Regions from separate parts of the Homo sapiens genome. Here all the other regions are linked to region 2. A link is a contact called in ENCODE Hi-C or POLR2A ChIA-PET data. All regions are on one chromosome and are shown on one strand. Each heading gives the region's core, a stretch centred on a gene start or an enhancer-like site at or near the end of the contact. The rest is flanking DNA. Distances are from core to core; before and after follow the strand shown.

What was found. Hi-C counts contacts between places; a loop is a spot of excess contacts on that map. ChIA-PET counts read pairs that join two places held with the same protein, here RNA polymerase II (POLR2A). Pooled maps may share reads with other maps.
Region 1: a map of IMR-90 shows a loop between it and region 2 (4-fold over the local background). The contact joins two enhancer-like sites. A Hi-C loop is called at or near these places in 6 of 168 maps with a recorded cell type or tissue (CD8-positive, alpha-beta T cell, IMR-90, ascending aorta and 3 more) and 5 of 50 pooled maps. POLR2A ChIA-PET finds 5 or more read pairs at or near these places in 4 of 52 experiments (AG04450, HepG2, K562 and 1 more).
Region 3: a map of IMR-90 shows a loop between it and region 2 (2.6-fold over the local background). The contact joins two enhancer-like sites. A Hi-C loop is called at or near these places in 6 of 168 maps with a recorded cell type or tissue (Caco-2, HepG2, IMR-90 and 3 more) and 1 of 50 pooled maps. POLR2A ChIA-PET finds 5 or more read pairs at or near these places in 6 of 52 experiments (AG04450, Caco-2, HepG2 and 3 more).

What each region holds. Positions count from the first base shown.
Region 1 is chr5:135,205,927-135,210,429 of GRCh38, reverse strand. The region is part of intron 3 of PITX1-AS1 (PITX1 antisense RNA 1); the gene reads right to left. Among named protein-coding and RNA genes, the nearest start is that of LINC02900, 40 kb to the left of the region's middle. Within about 2 kb of position 1,474, at least 13 of the 41 ENCODE cell types and tissues checked have a DNase peak (open chromatin) inside an H3K27ac peak, as active enhancers do; they include IMR-90, where a contact is called at or near this core.
Region 2 is chr5:135,260,954-135,264,978 of GRCh38, reverse strand. The region is part of intron 3 of PITX1-AS1 (PITX1 antisense RNA 1); the gene reads right to left. Among named protein-coding and RNA genes, the nearest start is that of LINC02900, 15 kb to the right of the region's middle. Within about 2 kb of position 1,763, at least 5 of the 41 ENCODE cell types and tissues checked have a DNase peak (open chromatin) inside an H3K27ac peak, as active enhancers do; they include IMR-90, where a contact is called at or near this core.
Region 3 is chr5:135,305,799-135,309,880 of GRCh38, reverse strand. All of the region lies in intron 3 of PITX1-AS1 (PITX1 antisense RNA 1), which reads right to left. Among named protein-coding and RNA genes, the nearest start is that of LINC02900, 60 kb to the right of the region's middle. Within about 2 kb of position 1,405, at least 2 of the 41 ENCODE cell types and tissues checked have a DNase peak (open chromatin) inside an H3K27ac peak, as active enhancers do; they include IMR-90, where a contact is called at or near this core.

The sequences.
Region 1 (4,503 bases), core at 225-2,724, 54 kb after region 2:
ATTCCACAAGGAAACCAAGCTCTGCCCCTACCCCAGAGCCTCTGCAGCATGCTAGTCCCTCATCTGCACTGCTCCTCACTTACTGGGTTCCATCCCAGTCTTTACGCCTCAGCTCAAGAGTTACCTCCCAAGAGAAGCCACTGTATCCAGACTAGGTCCCTCTATCCCATTTGTTTAATAGCACTCTTCACAACTTGCCATTGTCTTTTAGTCTCTTTGTGCTTTATCTGACTATCCTTCCCACTCTAATGAAACAGCTCCAGTAAAATGGGCACCATGTCTGTCCTGCTCACCCATGTATTCCTAGTACCTGGTACGCTACAGGTACAAAATAAATGTTTGTAGAATGGGTGGGTGAATGACTGAGTTCCCAGGGAGAGATATTAAAAATAATTACCATCATCCACAATGAATAGAGGGAGTGATGGGGTTCCCTGGTTGGGGAGGTGTGGATGGGGCAGGCAGGGCAGGCTCCTGCCTCCCTCTCAGAGACTGGTGGGACAGACAGAGAATGGCACCAGAAAACTCACCATAGGACCGATGGTGACATTCTGCCCTATCACTAGCTACCCCTGAAGAGGGCATCTCAAACAGCCTGTGGTCCATGACCACAACATGCAGGCCAGGGTCTGAGCCCTAAGGGAGGAGACCTTTCCCTTCCCAGCCTACCTGTACCTTCTCAAGGTCTGCTGTGGGCCAGGGTCACTGGTGGGAGATAGGGAAGGGCACCCTGGAGAGTACAGCAGCCATCGGCACCATGTTGACAGGCCCCAATGGGAGCCTGATCTCATCACGTCTTCCCTGCTGACAAAAATGCAGCTCCCTGGGTGGGGACACTTACAGAGAACATCAGACCCCATGCCCAACCCCCCATATAGATCCCAGCCAACATTTCCAGTTTGCGAGTTTCTCTAAGCAGATGTGTGCCAGACTGGGCTGGATTACCATTGTAACATTTGCCTTTCATGGGAGTCTAAGCTTCTCCCTCCCAGACTTAGATTTGAAACAAGCTGTGATGGATGTTCATGCTAATAGGAAGACTAACAGCTGGTCACCATTTATTTATGCAAAGAACTTCACGTGGGGAGAAACGTCTACATACCACATCATCAACTAGACACCATTCTGTTACCACGCACAGGCCTGCCGTGTGGGGCTTCCTGCTAAATTAGAGTCCTCCTGTCCCCATGGCTTCTCCTGCCCAGGGATCCCTCACTGAGGAGGAGATGAGGCTGAGGAGGGGGTTTCTCCTCGCATTCATGTCCTCACTCACTCCATGGCCCCAGGCTGGAGTATTTATATAGCCACATTGACTGCTTGCAGCCAGCGAGGTCCATTAGTAGGATGTAAACAGCTCTCAGCTCTTCAAAGGCCAGGGCCAGCCATTCTGTGGGGTCTGAGTCAGCCTGCCAGGGGCTCGCGTTTCAAGCCTTATTCATCTTCCTGATAACTTCCATAAAGGGCCAATGCTGCCTTCCTGGTGTGCTGGGCCTGCCAACAGCACCCCCAGTGGGATTTTCACAAGAAATTGGCATTCACTAAGCTCCTGCTATATACATAACTCTTTCCCAGTCACTCTGGGGAGGGAGAAAAGAGCAGAAAATACATTCACTATCTTTTAGGGCATAAGGCACATGTGGGTAAGAAATATTATGAGTCATCACACAGAAAACCCAACCAAGGGCAGAGTGACATCGGGAAGGGCAGGGTGAGCCAGGAGGGCATAGAACTTAGTGTCCAAGGACATGGGCCACCTCTAGAGAGCCTGGGGTTTGAATGCTAATTGCCTTTAACTGTGTGACCTCAGTCAAGTGGCTTAAACCCTCTGGGCCTAGGTTTTCTCACCTACAAAACGGAGATGACAGCAATAAGATTATGGTGAGGACTAAACAAAATGGTACATGGAGAACACTTAGCATGATGCCTGGAAGAGAGTAAGTGCTCAAGAAACATCAGCTGTGGTTCATTACAAGAGGAAGCTTTCTGGAGAAGGTGAGTTCTGAGCATTCAGAACAAGTGAGGAACACAGACAGACCCCTTCCCTAGCTGGTCATCTTGTCTGTGGGGTGGTGACATTGGCACACACTGCCTCTCTGATTCAGAGTACAGAAGAGGGAAAGACCATTTGCTGGTCTTCTAAGTGTGGACAAAAAAATCCACTCCTAAGAGCCACTCGGTCTTCCAGGAAAAACGAGCAATCCTATAGCAAATTAGCCCATGGAAAAGATTGCCCAAAAGTTCAGAGTCAGATTGTCCTTAGTCTGGGGTAGCCCTGTCGCTCGAGGAAGCTGAGCCTGGCCACAGCTGGGGGTCAGGGCACAGGGGTGGTGGGGCAGAGAGACAGTATGCTTCCTGGCAACACTCCCATTGTCATCACTGCAGAGAGGGGCTTGGAGGAGAGGAGCACCAGCCTTGCACTTTGAAACTGTTACTGGCTTCTGACTCAGACCAAAAAAACCAAACCAAACAAACAACTTCTTTGATTATGCTGGGAGCATGCAAAAAGAAAAACAACAACAACAAAAAGCCTTCGTCTCCTGGCCAGACTTCAAGTCAGAGCGTAGAAGGAATATCTGCATCTGTGCAGATTTTCACAAAGCACTTTCTCATCCTTTGTCTCAGGGTACCCTTACAAGGATCCAGGAAGGCAAGCAGAGAAAGCATGAGTATCATCTTCAGTTTGCAGGTGAAAAATTGGGGTTCAGAGAGGCGAAGGGACTTGCCCAAGGTCACAAGTGACAATGTGGCAAAGCTCAAACTCAAACCCAAGTCTTCCAGTGCCTGATCTAGTCCTCATTGTCTTCCCCACCTGACTCTCTTCCTACCAGTCCCAGCTGCCAAAAATCAGGGCTGTTTGGACAGATAAAGAATATATACAATAAAAAAAAAAAGCTTTCAGCCATGCATGAGACTCCATGGGAGCAAACGATATATTGCATATGGCAACTTCCTTCCCAGATGTTCCCAAGATGGCAAGAGAGCTCCCAGAGGGAAGACAACAAGTTCTCAAGAAGGAAGCAACTTAAGTTCTGCCAAGAGGGAATGGCAAAATGAACTACATCATGTTCACACTGTGGAACAGCAACAGCCACAAGAACAGAACAAGGCTGATCTTGATGTACTGGCACAGGAAGAACACTGGGGCACTGACGAGTAAGAGCCACAGTTGTGAATGAAGCATGCTGTATGATCCCATGGATATCAAACAAGCAATGAAAACAAAACCACATACTGTCTCTGGATTCATAGACACATACGTAAATGCACGGAAAAACATCTGACAAGACCCACCCTCTATCAGATATCTTCCACTTGCCCCTGCAGGGCCACGATCCACCCTCTGGGCCCCAGGAGGTGGCTCTATATGAACTGCATCAGTGGGCTGCCTTGCAGCACCAGCAGGAGACCAAAGGAAGGGGAGAGAATGAGGTTGGAATACTTACTAGGTTGGTGCAAAAGTAGTTATTTTCCCAGTCCTCCCACCAGGAGGTCTCCAAAAACTGGCCACTTCCCTCAGCCAAAGATTATGGCTCCTTTCAAGGTGCCCACACTCTCCTCTTCCAGGTTCTTGTTCTTTGGGCCTAAGGTGAGAAAGGCTTTCTGCTGTAGCAAGCCCTGGAGTGCCGCACTATGCTTTGTGGATTCCCCTGCCCACAACTTTACAATCTTGTCCTTATAGTAAAATTATCCTAGTTAGAATGTGCCATCTGTTTCCTCCCAAGACAACACTCAAGTTATCCACTGAGGGGGCAGTGGAGGAAGAGAGCAGCAGGCACTGGTAGCTGAGGCTTGGCGATCTATAGTGGCATTAGCCTTTGCAGTAATTATATGCTCGTGTGTTTACTTTGTATCATGGAAAATTTCAAGCACAGGCAAAAACAGAATAGCGTAACAAGGTCCCAGGTATCCATTTCCCAGCTTCAACAATCATCAATTCATGGTCAATCTTGTTTCAACCATGGGCCTACCCACTTCCCAGCCCTATATTATTTTAAGGCAAACCCAAGACATCGTATGTTTTAAATTTACAAGAAACTATATTTCTATATGGCCTGGGTAATTAAAATTTAATTAAAAACAAAAAGAAATTCTCAAAACTAGAACTTCTGATGGTGAAGAGACCCTGTCTTTGTTTTTAGATTTTATCCAGGCCAAGGCTTTCCCCCTCCTGTTTGCCCCAGAACCACGGCTCAGAGGCTGGCCAGGTGGCCCTGTTGGCCCCTTCAGTGGGCTGGGGGCCCAACTAAGACTGGAAGTCCTTGCCAACCTGTTTTGAATGTGGAGGATCTTGTTACAAACACAAAGCCACAGGAATACCTCCCATCTGAGCATCAGCTTCTAGTTTTCACCCAGCTACTTTTGTCCCTTGGTTTCCTTGTTTTGTTTCTACTTTTTATTGAAGGACAACTTTATACTTGTGAGATTCATTCCATATTGTTACATATAATTGTGGACTGTTTAGTTCCACTACGGTATAGTATTCCATAGTATGAATTTAAACCA
Region 2 (4,025 bases), core at 514-3,013:
ACATGGGGGCTGTCTGCGGCCAGGGCTGCTCCCTTCGTCTAAGCCTTCAACAGCCTCGCCTGCCACCCCACTCGTGAACAATTTTCTGTTTTTCAGAGCTTGACATTCATATGTTGTTCAGGTTTGCTACACACAAAATTAATGCCATGCATTTCTTTTTTTTTTTTTTAAGAAAGAAATTAAATAAATGTCACAGTCTGGACCAGAATAAGCAACTGAAAATTCAAATTCAGGGATGTCCTACATTAATAACTATTCACCGAGGAAGCATTTCCTGTTTATACATTGAGCTAATGAGAATCCATCACTCCTGTCAAATACACTGAACACCAAATTCAAATGTCAAACCAAATGTAAGAGGTCACACATTTCCTTTGCTAACTAAAAGTGTAATTCATAAATATTATTGCTACCAAACTCTCCATCTACAACATTTGTTTAGAAATATGCACATGTAATATAAATTGTGATTAAGTTAAATGGGTATATTATTTCCTGTTTTAAGGGCTAACAGCAGCATGAATTATGCTTTACTGCAAAGAAGGGCTCAAGTCACAAGCGGGTCTGCTCGAGCCCAGCCCCACATTTTACACCCCCAGATTGTTTTTTGCACATTCATTCATAAATACTTTACATTACCCAGCCGCACTGATAACTTTCACTTCTGCTGCCTTATAAAATAGCTCTTACTGTTGAAAAGGTCAGCTAAATGGACGTAAACTTTGTATCTAGCTACACTTAAAAATAAAAGTGGAAAAACAAAGAAGATTTACAAAGCCAGGGTCTTCATTTACCTCCATAAGCACAGTACCAGGATTCAAATTAAACTGAAACTTCGCATCTGTGGCATGATTTAGTGAGATGAGACTTGTTAGCCTGGGAAGTGACAACACAGCATTTTAACTTCCAAAATTACCAGGGAGTACAGAAACAATTGGGAAGCGACCTTTCATTATTTTTGTCAGCAAATAAATTCAACTAATATCCTTAGTTCAAAAAACCTGTATACACATTAACATTTGTATTACTTTAGGAGGACAAAATGTATTCTAGCAAAGAAAACAAGGAAAGCAGAAAAAACAGAAATAGATTCTCACCTAACAACCTGATAGGGAAATGTCCTCATGGCATTCAAATAAAAGGGTGAAAAGAGAGACCAGAATCAAAGCTGACCCTTCCTGGTCATGCTCCGGCAGTTTAAGAAAGGCGTATAGTTTCATCCCCCCCGCCACCCCCAAAAATTATTACCAGTGACCAAAAATAAATAAATAAATAAAATTTTAAAAGCAAGCAAATAAACCCTACCCTCCCAGGCCTAGATTGAGAGGTTTTCTCCCTATAGGCAAGCAGGAGAGCTTTGCTCCAAATCCTAGCAGAGCCAAGCCAAATGAATCCCACGTCCACATCAGCGAGGCCTCTGGCCGGGTCTCCCTGGGCCAAGCCCACGCGGAGGAGAGCGGGTGGGTCAGGTGCTCCTCGGAGGAGCTCTGACTCATCACTGTGTTCCAAACCCTTTCAAAGGGGAGCCGACCTGATGCCATCGTGCCAGACAATTTTGCAATGAAACTAAGTCTTTGATGTCACAGACTGAGAGAGAGGGATAAGCTGGGCTCTTGAATAGATAACCGGGATGACTCCCAGCTTTTGAAGTCTAGTGAAGAGCATTTCATAAACTCCAGATTTAGAAGCAGATAATTAACAGATACCATTAAGGCTCGTATCCGTGGCTATGGCTGTGACCGCTGCCCCACAGCCAAGACGGACACCCTGCCCACGTGTCACGAGGCAGGCAGGGGCCCAATCCTTACCTGCCCTGACTTCCCTGAAAGCTTAGGCTGAATGGGCAGATTTTGGTTCAAGAACAGGTGCTTCTGGAGGATAGATTTCTTTAAAGCATGTAGCCTTCATTCAATATTTCGAATTAGGCTTCTAATAGTTTTATCCTAGCACTTGTCCATCATACTATGATAGTTACATCATCGGTTATATTAAGTGTAGCAACTTCAAATTTGTTAATTGTGATTTGAAGTCCAGTGAAAGAAATGACTTTTATCTCACATTTTTTATTAAAGTATAATTTATATAAAGTCCAGTGCTCAGGTCTTAAGTGTTCTGATCAAACAGTTTTGATGAATACACATAAAGCCACAGGACATTTCTCACACTTCCCAGGCAATCTCCTATCCCCAGAATCAACCACTGGTTTTATTTCTGTCATCGTAGGTTAGTTTTTCCTAGTTTGGATTTTCTTATAAATGGATCCCATCGTATGCACATTTTCATATGCAGCTTATGTCACTCATCATATGTCTGAGATTCATCCATGATGGTATTAGTTGTTCATTCTGTTACACTGCTTGGTATCCTGTTGCATGACTAAACCACAGTGTCTTTATCCATTCCTCACTCATGGACAACTGGGCCGTTTGCCAGTTTTCGATTTTTACGAATGAAACTGCTATGAACATTCTTATACAAGGATTTTTGTGGAAATATATTTTCATTTCTCTCATGTAAATACCTAGGAATAGAAATGCTGGCTATAGGTAAGTGTATTTTTAACTTTTAAAGGAAGTATTAGTTTTCCAAACTGGTTATACCATTTGACACTCTCACCAACAATGCATAAGAGTTCCAGTTCCTCCACATCCTCTCCCACTTTTAGTGTCATCAGTTTTTTTCACTTTAACCAACTTCTAGTTGATATCTAGTGGTCACTAACTATAATTTTAATTTGCATTTCCCTGATATCTAGTAGTTGGTGTTTAAAACTTTTTCCTGTGTGTATTGGCCACTTGTATATCTTCTTTAATGATATTTCTATCCAAGTTGTTTTGCAATTTTTAATTACATTGTTTGTCTTTTTATTGTTGAGTTGCAAGAATTTCTCTATGTATTCCGAATGGAAGTCTTTTGTCAGAGATGTGTTGGCAAATCTGTGGCTTGCCTATTCATTTGTTTTAACAGTGTCTTTGATAAGCAGAAAGATTTTATTTTATTGAAACCCAGTTAATCAAGTTTTGCTTTTATGGCCTGTACTTTCCATGATTTCTTTAAGAAGTCTTTGCTACCTCAAGGTTACAAAAATACTCTGTTTTTTTCTAGTAATTTTATCACTTTAGTGTTTGCATTTAGATCAATGACCCATATTGAACTGATTTTTCTATATTATTAGAGGTAAGAACAAAGTTTTTTTTCAAATTAATATCTAGTTGTTTCTGTACCATTTGTTGAAAAGATTTTCCTTCACTACTGAATTTCTTTGGCACCCTTGTCAAAAATCACTTTCCCATATATCTTGGGTCTATGCATGGACTCTATTTTGTTCCATTTGTCTTTTAACCCATCCTTTCATCCATACCACACTGTGTTGATTAGTGTAGTTATATAGTCAGTCTTGTGGTGAAGTAGGGTAAATATTCCAAATTTGCTCTACTTTTTCAATATTGCTTTGGCTATCCTAGGTCCTTTGCCTTTTCATATAAATTTTAAAATTATTTTGTCCAAGATAAAAGCTTGCTGGGATTTTATTTAGGATTGGTCAGTTTGGGAGAAGTGACATCTTAATGTTGAGTCTTCTAATTCATAAACATGTTATATCTCTTAATTTATTTAGGTCTTTAATTTCTCTCATCAACATTATATAGTTTCCAGTCTTTCATATCTTTCATTAAATTTATCCTTAAGTAGCTGAATTTTTATGCTACAATTACTATTTTGACATTTTCATTGTTAATTAATTGTTCATTGCTAACATATGGAATTATAATTTAATTATATCCTGCAACACTGCAAAAATAAATTATTAGTTCTACTTTTTTTTTAATCCCTTAGGAAACTCAAAGCAATCTACAGATTCAATGCAATCTCTATCAAAATACCAATGACATTCTTTACAGAAATAGAAAAAACAATCCTAAAACATATATGGAATCACAAAACTATCCTGAGCAAAAAGAATAAAAACTAGAGGAATCACGTTGCCTGACTTCAAATTATTCCACAGAGCTATTGTAACTAAAACA
Region 3 (4,082 bases), core at 156-2,655, 45 kb before region 2:
GCATTTATAAAAATGGAAATGAGTCAAGGTACCCAAGGCCGATTAAACAGGCAAGTCAAACACCCAAAGAGCCCACAGCAAAGGCTTTGCCTGCAGATTCACAGCCCTGCCAACAGCTCCCATGCTCAGTCCTTCCGAAGGGCTCGCCTCCCAGCACAAAGCCCTATCAGGCCTGCCATCTTAGACAAATCTTCACAATGGCCTTACAGCTTCAGTCCTGTCCCTCTCACATTTCACAGATGAGGAAGCAGAGACTCAGAGAGGTTAACTGACTTCCTAAGACACACAGCTGGCAAGTGGAGTCAGGTCTCAAAATTCTTTGAACTTCTCATGCTGCTCCCGTGTTCACTGATAAAGAGACCCCCTCCTCCTGCCCATTCCTTGCTAAGCCCCCTCTGATCCAAAGAGCACAGTGTACAGGCTAAATAAGTGTATAGTACAAGAGAAGGGGTGTGCAGAACCATTTCAGCCACCACCCAAGGCCATCTCTGTGCAGCCTCTGCCCTCCCCAGGTTCATGTACAAGGTTAATTTCTGATTTGACGCCCTTGAAACAAAGAAGACTTGGAGATAGAAGACACTGGGTACAGAGGAGCAATGCCTCAGGGTCTCATGAACTTGTCAGTTTTACTATTGCTATTATCGTTTTTTGTTCTCATATGGTTTTTGGGTTTGCTGCTCTGGGAAAAGCTAATCCATTAAATGAGCGATGCCTCGTTCTCTTGAATCAAGTGTTTCACTTTGTAGAGGGCACGGAGAACAAGAAAGTAATGTGGAATTATACTAGATCCTGTTTAAAATCCAGGATAGATGAGTCAGAAAATGAAGAGCCACGTGTCTCCTCTGTCTCCTCGTCCTCTCTCGCATGCACACATATACATGACCAAAGTTCACATTCCAGCCCTGAAGGATGTTTTCTCAAGGCCCCTCTCCAAGCTGTTCCAAAAGCCTGAGAAGGCAGTCCCTGCATTCAAGCCTGTCCTGCACTGACAGCCCGCCTGGACACTGCAATAGCTTAGTGGCAAGGGCTGCACCTGCATGACCTCAGATGCCAGTGAGGGCCAGGGAGCATCCCCCACTCATCTTCCAGAAAACCTGGAGAGACAGGCCACATATGCAGCTCTCCCTTGTGGCCTTGGAGTGAGACCATTGAGATCACCTGGCCTCCAGGGCTGCTCCCCACATTCCCCAGGGTTAGGACAAGTTGGGGATATGGAAAAGGGGAACAGACGAGACACCCCAACCCTATTTTAGAAGGAAGGTTATTCACATTCATTCATTCAGCCCCAGCCAGGGCTGGCAGACAGCGTACTAGGAGCTGGTAACTATCACTGGCACAGCACTTCGTGGTTTCCAAAACTACTTATTTCCCACACGTTCTCTCTGGTGACTCACACAGGGCTCCTATTGCCAGACAGGGTAAATGTCATGCCCGTTTTACAGATGAGCACACTGATGTCCAGAAGTGACTTGCCCAGATCACAGGGCAAGGGAGTAGCAAAGCCAGGCTAGGAACCCAGAACACAGATGTGCAGGCAGGCCATGCAGGCCACACCGCCCAAGGCTTCAGAGCCGTCGGGGTCCTCTTGTGGCAGGAAAAGTGGGCTGAAGAGTGACACATCAGAAATGTTTTGGCCTCCACCTCAATTCCAGAGATGGTGGAGGTCAACATACACCTCCCTGCCTGTCCCGTCAGCACTGGGACGATCCTTTCACCAGCCAATCCCCACCCCACGTTCCCTGCACCTAACTGTTCTCATCTTTAAATGCACACATCATGAGTGGCTTCCTCATGAGAGCGCCACAGGAATTGAGAAGGATAAAGCCCACGTGGGTCTCTTCGCCATGCCAGGCACAGGGTGAAGCGCTCCCTAGACATCAGCTCAATGTATTATGATTGCTCCTCAGTGTCCAGCCTGGGCACACCATCAGGGCTCAGCACCTTCACCTGGATTGACCAGGGCCCCCAGGTCAGTAGGTTGGTGTCTTCCCTGCCCTGGCCCCCCAGGAGAGAGGAGGGCAGTGGAGGGAGGGAAGGAGGGAGAGGAGGCATCCGGCAGGGCCCTGGGCCACCTCGTGGCCAGGCATTCCCGCTCCTCGCCTTTGTCTGCACCCCTGTAACTGAGAGGCCTGTCTAGACTGAGCGGCTACTAGAAGTAATCCAGGGAAAATCTCCCTGAAACCCGATCCCTCCCCTTATCGAGGGGCAGGCAGATTAGCCTGATTGATTGAACAATGGACGCCGAGGCTTTAACACGATCTCCATGTGGCTCCCGTGCAGAAGAGGCTCTGGGCAGATGCAGGGCCTGCCTAGTGGAGGAACCTGTCCTGTGGGGTCAGCATCATCGGCCTCCCAGGCTGCTGGAGGGAGAGAGCTGAGAGGACCCACTGCTACCAGGGCGACACTAGAATCCTGACCACCACTTGCACCATGTAGGGGCTGCTTTCCCTGCACAATCCAGGTCCTTGGTTGGGCTTACGTGCTCCACATTGTGAGTGCCTGTCGTCTTCGTCATCGTCATCATCGTCATCACTACTGCTATTTCACAGGTAAAGGCACTGCGCCTAAGCAACTTGCTCAAGGTCACACAAGAAGAAAACGGTACAATCTAGAGTCGGCGCTGGTCTGTTTGACACTGAGGCCTCAACCCTTGCCCGCCCTCACATCCTGCCTCCTTGGTGTTCAGACTGTTGTGGTCAGTGTGACACAAGCCCTGGCCATTGTTCCAGATGACCCTCCAATATCCGTCAGCAAAGCAGTCCTCAATACCACCATAGGTGTAGAAATGCTCTGCAAGCCACACACACCTGGCAGCCAGCAGCAAGGCCAAAGGGCATCATTCTCTTTTGTTTTTATCTAAACCACCATGATTGGGAACTAACCTATAAACAAAGGCAAGGCTGTCCCTAGCTGCCTGCACCGAGAGCCTTCCAGAGTGTGATGTCCAAAGAGAAGGCAAGGATACTGTCACACATGGGGACCATCAGGTCAAGAATAAAAGGGTCATCCTGGCCACAATCCGTGGGTCCCCACAGGGCTGGCTGCAGGGAAGCCCCATTGGTACCTTCTGTAATCCATGTGCTCTGGGACAGCTTGCAGGCAGGGAAGGCAGAAAAGGCAGGGAGGGGATGGATGGATGGATGGATGGATGGATGGATGGATGGATGGACGGACGGACGGACGGACGGACGGACGGACCAGTCACAGCCCGGCCCATGCCCAGCACAGATGAGGCTAGCAGAGGGCAGTCCATGGCAGGAGCACTCAAGTGGGCCACACCTGACTTCCACATACCTCCACCAGTCACCTGTGACCCTGGGACAGTCACCTACCCTGTCTGAGCCACATCAGCTTCATTTTACAAACAAAATACTAGCCACCCACCCCTACCCTGCTCTCCCAGGATAGATAGAAATTAAATGAACCAACCTGCACCCTAAATGTAGGTTAACCTCCTTCCATGGCAACAGACTCAACTCCCTAAGAGTAGAGGCCCCACCCAGAAACTTTTGTTAAAACTCAGAATTGACGTAACTTACCAATGAAATGTAACTGTCTGATAGCAACAAGGCAGGAAAGTCACGTTTGACTGTCCTTGGAGTGCTGATCCAAGGTGGTGCATGCCAGGCAGCCCTTCAACACTGCCCACAGCACAGGGCTAGGGAAGCCTCTCTACCTCGGGCACCACCTGTGTGGCTCTGCAACGCTGAGCAGTGTCTGCTAACAAGAGGGCTGTGGCACATAGGCCTCATTCCACAGATGAGGAAACTGAGGCCCAGGAATATTTCATCAAGGAAATAACATAGATTTCCCCTTAGCTCTTAGCAAAAGGGTTTCCATGGAAGCATTATCAGCTCATTAACTAGAGTGAGTAACACTGATCCCCCAATAATACCACTTTGAGATTCGTTTGCAACCTGAACAGCCAGCTGGGGTCCTAATTCATTTCAGCAAATGACATTCAGTGCATGTCTGTCCTTGTGATCTCGGGTTGGATAATCCCTGCACTTCTGGTTTCCTGTTGGCCAGGTAACACCTGTGCTCCCCAGCAACACCCTCCCCACCCTCTCACTGTGCCCCAC